2 separate regions of the Homo sapiens genome follow, and region 1 is linked to region 2. A link is an interaction called in ENCODE POLR2A ChIA-PET data of the cell type or tissue named here. Cell type or tissue: Panc1. All regions are shown on one strand.

The links. ChIA-PET counts read pairs that join two places held together with the same protein. Peaks named below come from ENCODE experiments on the same cell type or tissue, not always from the same donor. Only the 100,000 strongest peaks of a DNase experiment are listed, where the experiment ranks them.
Region 1: POLR2A ChIA-PET joins it to region 2 with 10 read pairs; 3 of 35 experiments call an interaction of 5 or more read pairs at or near these places.

The regions. Positions count from the first base shown.
Region 1 is chr16:88,831,624-88,834,123 of GRCh38, forward strand. It overlaps GALNS (galactosamine (N-acetyl)-6-sulfatase), which reads right to left. Exons shown (of 14, transcript NM_000512.5): 9 at 375-478. Among named protein-coding and RNA genes, the nearest start is that of APRT, 21 kb to the left of the region's middle. In Panc1, no CTCF peak of the experiment used is centred here; no DNase peak of the experiment used is centred here.
Region 2 is chr16:88,935,784-88,938,283 of GRCh38, forward strand. The region is part of intron 1 of CBFA2T3 (CBFA2/RUNX1 partner transcriptional co-repressor 3); the gene reads right to left. It overlaps LOC107984871 (a long non-coding RNA gene), which reads right to left. Exons shown (of 2, transcript XR_001752305.3): 1 at 1,803-2,500; 2 at 995-1,355. Among named protein-coding and RNA genes, the nearest start is that of CBFA2T3, 40 kb to the right of the region's middle. RefSeq lists an enhancer at 482-681. In Panc1, a CTCF peak has its summit at 432 (motif pointing right); no DNase peak of the experiment used is centred here; H3K27ac peaks cover 780 bases.

The DNA of each region.
Region 1 (2,500 bases), 100 kb before region 2:
ACGGGGAGCGTGGGGAGGAGAGCGGTGAGGCCGAGCACGGGGTGCGTGGGGAGGAGAGCGGTGAGGCCGAGCACGGGGTGCGTGGGGAGGAGAGCGGTGAGGCCGAGCACGGGGTGCGTGGGGAGGAGAGCGGTGAGGCCGAGCACGGGGTGCGTGGGGAGGAGAGCGGTGAGGCCGAGCACGGGGAGCGTGGGGAGGAGGGTGGTGAGGCTGAGCATGGGGTGCGTGGAGGCTGAGCACAGGGTGCGTGGGGAGGAGAGCGGTGAGGATGAGCACGGGGTGCATGGGGGAGGTGGCCAGTGAGGGGCGCACACACCCTGGGATGGCTGCAGGCCTGGACCTGCTGCCCGGCAGACCGGTGGACGCTGACTCACCTGGCCTGCAGTGACGTGCCCTGGCCACCATGCGAGGGCAGGCTCCCTCATCCCTCCTTCAAACGTGGTCTGCTTCCCACACAGAAAGGGGCCGTTGCTGCCACCTGGGAGAGAGGGGCCCTTGTCAGGCCACTGGGACCAGATGTCCCCAGGCCCTCCCCCTCCCTCCCCACTGAGTCACTGAGACTGGTCATAGGGACAAAGGGCCCGGCCAAGGCACTCTGGCTGGAGTGCATGATCCGAGCCTCGGGGTGGCTCTCCAGGGGCTCATCTGAGATGCCGCGGCTGCAAAGTCTCCTGGAGAAAGTGGGGACATCATGCCCACTGAGGAAATGGAAACACAACCATACGGTGTCAGCAAGACTCAGAGAGGTACACTCCCGCAGCAGAGGCCCTGGGTGCCACGTGCGCAGCTGCCGACTGGTGCTTCCCGAACGTGAATGTTCACAAGCCTCCCGGTGTTTGGGGTACTTAAAATGCAGCCAACTTCTGGCCTCCCCATGGTTCTGACTCAGTCAGTCACGGTGGGGCGTAGGAATCTGTGTTTCTGACAAGCCCCCAAGACCGGATTTTGGTTTCTGAACCATCACTTGTGGGAAGTGGTCACGGGGCAAAGGCCATCTCAGGTGACTACACCATCCCTGGCTCACTCCCAGACATGGAAGAAGGGGGTGGGGGGCCCACGTCAGGGACAAAAGCCACCCCTGCTGCTGTAGCCTGAGCCACTTGAGGCTCTCTCAGCTTCGGGTCCCCTGAATAAAAGGGAAAAAGGAAACGAAGGGGCCGGCTGCGGTGGCTCATACCTGTCATCCCAGTACCTTGGGAGGCCGAAGCAGGGGGACTGCTTGAACTCGGGAGTTCAAGACTAGCCTAGACTGGTTTCTACCAAAGAGAGACCACGGCTAAACCCCATCTCTACAAAAATACAAAAATTAGCTGGGTGTGGCGGCACGTCCTGTAGTCCCAGCTACTCAGGAGGCTGAGGTGGGAGGATTGCTGGAGCCCAGGAGGTCAAGGCTACAGTGAGCTGAGATCGCGCCACTGCACTCCAGCCTGGGCAACAGAGCGAGACTCCTTCTCAAAAAAAAAAAAAAAAAAAAAAAGAAAATATTTTTCCGGCAGTGAAAAAGTGAACCATCCAGGGGAGGCAAAGTCACCGCAGCTCCTTCCTGCGCTGCCATCCAACCCCGAGCGGCAGCGTGGGGAAGCCTCTGAACGGAACCTCGCAGGCAGCTCTGCTCAGAGCCCCTCACGGGCAAACACGCCAACACCCGCAACCCGGCCTGTCTCAGGGAGGGCCCTGCTCACAGCAGCAGAGCCACAGAACCTGTGAAGGGACAATGGACACTGAGCTGGGGACACTGGCCACTTCTAGGGGACACTCAGGCTCACAGGAGGCCATGCTGTGCTTCTTCTCCTTCCCTCCCTCCCTTTCTTTCCTTCTCTCTCCCATCCCCTTTTTTTTTTTTTTTGACATGGAGTCTCGCTCTGTCGCCCAGGCTGGAGTGCAGTGGTGCGATCTCGGCTCACTGCAAGCTCCGCCTCCCGGGTTCAAGTCATTCTCTTGACTTAGCCTGCCCAGCAGCTGGGACTACAGGTGCCCGCCACCACGCCTGGCTAATTTTTTGTTTTTCAGTAGAGATGGGGTTTCACCGTGTTAGCCAGGATGGTCTCGACCTCCTGACCTCGTGATCCACCCGCCTCAGCCTCCCAAAGTGCTGGGATTACAGGTGTGAGCCACCACGCCCAGCCCCCTCCCCTGCTTTCTTTCTCTGGGATGTTCTGTTTCTAGTCTTGTGCTGGGTGCTGGGTGTGTGGGTTCTCATCTTGTTACAAATAGGTACATATACCATTTGTTGGTATGAAACATGCCATTTGTTGGTATGAAACATTCCATCATTTAGAAATGAAGACTCAGGTCGCTGGGACCCTTGCCCCTGCTGGCTGGTGGTTGTGGGTGCTGGCGTCGAGGTGGGCCCCCCCGGGCTCCCCATGGGGAATGACGGCCAACACCACCCTCCCCCCACCCAGCACCCTGCCTCCTGGGAGCTGCCTGTAGCCCTCCACACATGGGTCTGTTGGGGGCCTCGACTCGTGGGTCTGACTCCAGTGGGCGGGAGATGGAG
Region 2 (2,500 bases):
AAAAGGGACGAGGCTGATGGTCCCAGTCCAGACACACACATCCCAGCTCATCACAGCCCGAAGGGGTAAATGCCTTTGTGACTGCATTTTGCGTTTGAGACCCGAGGGACAGATGGGAATATGTGGTGTAGGTCACGCAGCTGCTGGGAGGGGAGTCGAATCCAGGTGGGGGCTCCAAGAAACCGAGGGGCTGCCCATCCCCCTCCCCGCTGCCTCCGGGAACAGGGCAGGGGGCTGCAGTCACCCCTGGCCCTCGTGGGGAGCCCCTCCCCACCTGTAAGAGGGTCTCACTGCAGCTGGAGCTGCTTCCCCTGCTGGCTTGATGGCACCCTGGCTTTCCCGGGTACTCAGGGAGGTCGGGTACACTGGGCGGGGACTTCCTCATGAGTTCCATGTGTGACCTGGGGCCACCAGGGTGCGCAGGAGCCCTCCTGACTGCCCCGGGCATTTCCTGGGCGTCTCCCAGGTATCTCCCATCCTGGTCTCCGGCAGGTCCCACCTGCTGCCTCCCCGGTGTGGACTTTCCTCTGCTGAGTAAACAGAAGACTGCCCCGGTGCCTGGACTTCCTCCCCAAACCTCCTCCTGCCACGTCCACCATGACCCCAGCCTCAGGGGCAGCCAAGCATCCACCACGACCCCAGCCTCAGGGGCAGCCGAGTATCCACCACGACCCCAGCCTCAGGGGCAGCCGAGTATCCACCACGACCCCAGCCTCAGGGGCAGCCGAGTATCCACCACGACCTCAGCCTCAGGGGCAGCCGAGGAGGCTCTGAGCTGCCCAGACCCGACGGGGCAGAACCGGCCCTGGGTGGCTAAGCGGGCGGGAAACGCAGAGGCAGGCGGCCGACAGCAGTGCGGGGTGAGCTGCCGGCTGGGCTGCTGGTGCCTTGGCTCCGGGAGACATCTTCCTTATTACGGCCAAATTCATCTTTGTTTTCCTTCCCAGTGACATCTGGCTCTCAGTGAGGTCCCACGAATTACAAAAAGCAGAAGTCTGAACTTCTGTTTTATTGCCACAGGAAACTCATTGCCACAGCACAGGCGGAAAGCCGGATCCCGGCGGGTCCTGAGTCCCCAGCTCCCACCCTCGGGGCAAGCTGCGAGCTCAGAAGTGGGGACTGGGGAGCAGTTATCTCTCACTCTCCTCATCGTCAGTTTCCAGCCCAACTGCCAGGTCTCCGCCTGAGTCTTTTCCACTGATGCTACAAGGGCGGTTTCCACTCCAGGAATTTTTTTTCCAGACAAGCAAAGCCCTTGCCTGCATTTGCTCTCGGCTAAGGCGGCCCTCCCAGGCCTGCCCGGTGGGCTGTTTCCCGCAGCACGGCCTGGGCTCCGCTGAAAGGAAGGTCCCGGCCTACGGAAGCGCAGAAGCAGAACCAGGCCTTCTCACTCTGCCCAGGAAAGTCAGGAGGTGGAGAATAAAACCCCCAGGAAAGGATCTGGGGTGTCGTTCACTGACGCAGGCTTTCCCAGAGAGACTGAGCCACGAGGTGGACGAACAGCGTGGTGTCCACCCAACCTGGCCCTGACACCAGGGATGGTGACGCTGTCGTGAGCCTCCCTCTGAGCTGCCCTCAAGCGGCCTGCACCTCCCTAGCCAGTACCCCAGCAGTTGTGTTTCCACCCCTCTCCTGCCCCTGCGAGGCAGCGGGTCCCAGCCCACAGTGTGCACTGGACTCTGCACACTCCCGGCCCACTCCCTGCCGTCCCCACGCTGGCCCTCCCGTGTCAGAACTCAGTGGGAAGTTCCAGGGGCCTGACCACCCTGGATGTGTCACAGACAGAGCCCCGTGGTACCCACCCGCGTCGGGCTCCTGCGCTGTGAGCTAGGAACTTCTGTGGGCCTCGGCTTCCCGGTCTGGAAAGTGGGGCAGCAGCGGTGCCCTCAGGGCTGGCTGCCGTGAGGATCCAATGCAGGGCCTGGGTGCCTCTCACTGCATGTGACTCTGCCCCCGCCTGGTATGGAGTAGGTGTTCGATCAATACTTGCCCAGGGAATGAGCACTGGAGGACAGGCACTTTTTGTCCTGTAAGTGAAGTGGTGGCAAAGCCACCCTCCGGCATTGACAAATTGTAGAGTTTAGGTCCTTTCCGTCCCCAGGGGCCTGGGGCCAGCCTGGGAGGTGACATCGGTTGCCTGGACGTGGATTTCTATGAACACTGGATGCCATGTCTGTGATAATAGCCGGGCAATGTTCCAGTGGCTTCTGGAGGGTCTTTAGCAACAACGACCTCCCTCCCCTGCACAGCAGGGCAGGAAGCAGAGGTGGGGCTGGCCAGAGGTGCAGACCTAGAGCAGCCGGGATGAGGCTGGCCTTGGGGCTCCATGACCCAGGCAGGGCAGAGGTCAAGTTCTCCCACCCGTGCCCTGACCCCAGATGGGCCCCAGGGCCTGTATCCAGGTGAGGGCTTTTGCACCTACAGTGCTAACCCCGAGTCATGACCGAGCCCTCAGCCACCAGATCCCCCAGTCCCTTGGGGGTGCTCAGGTGCTCTAAGA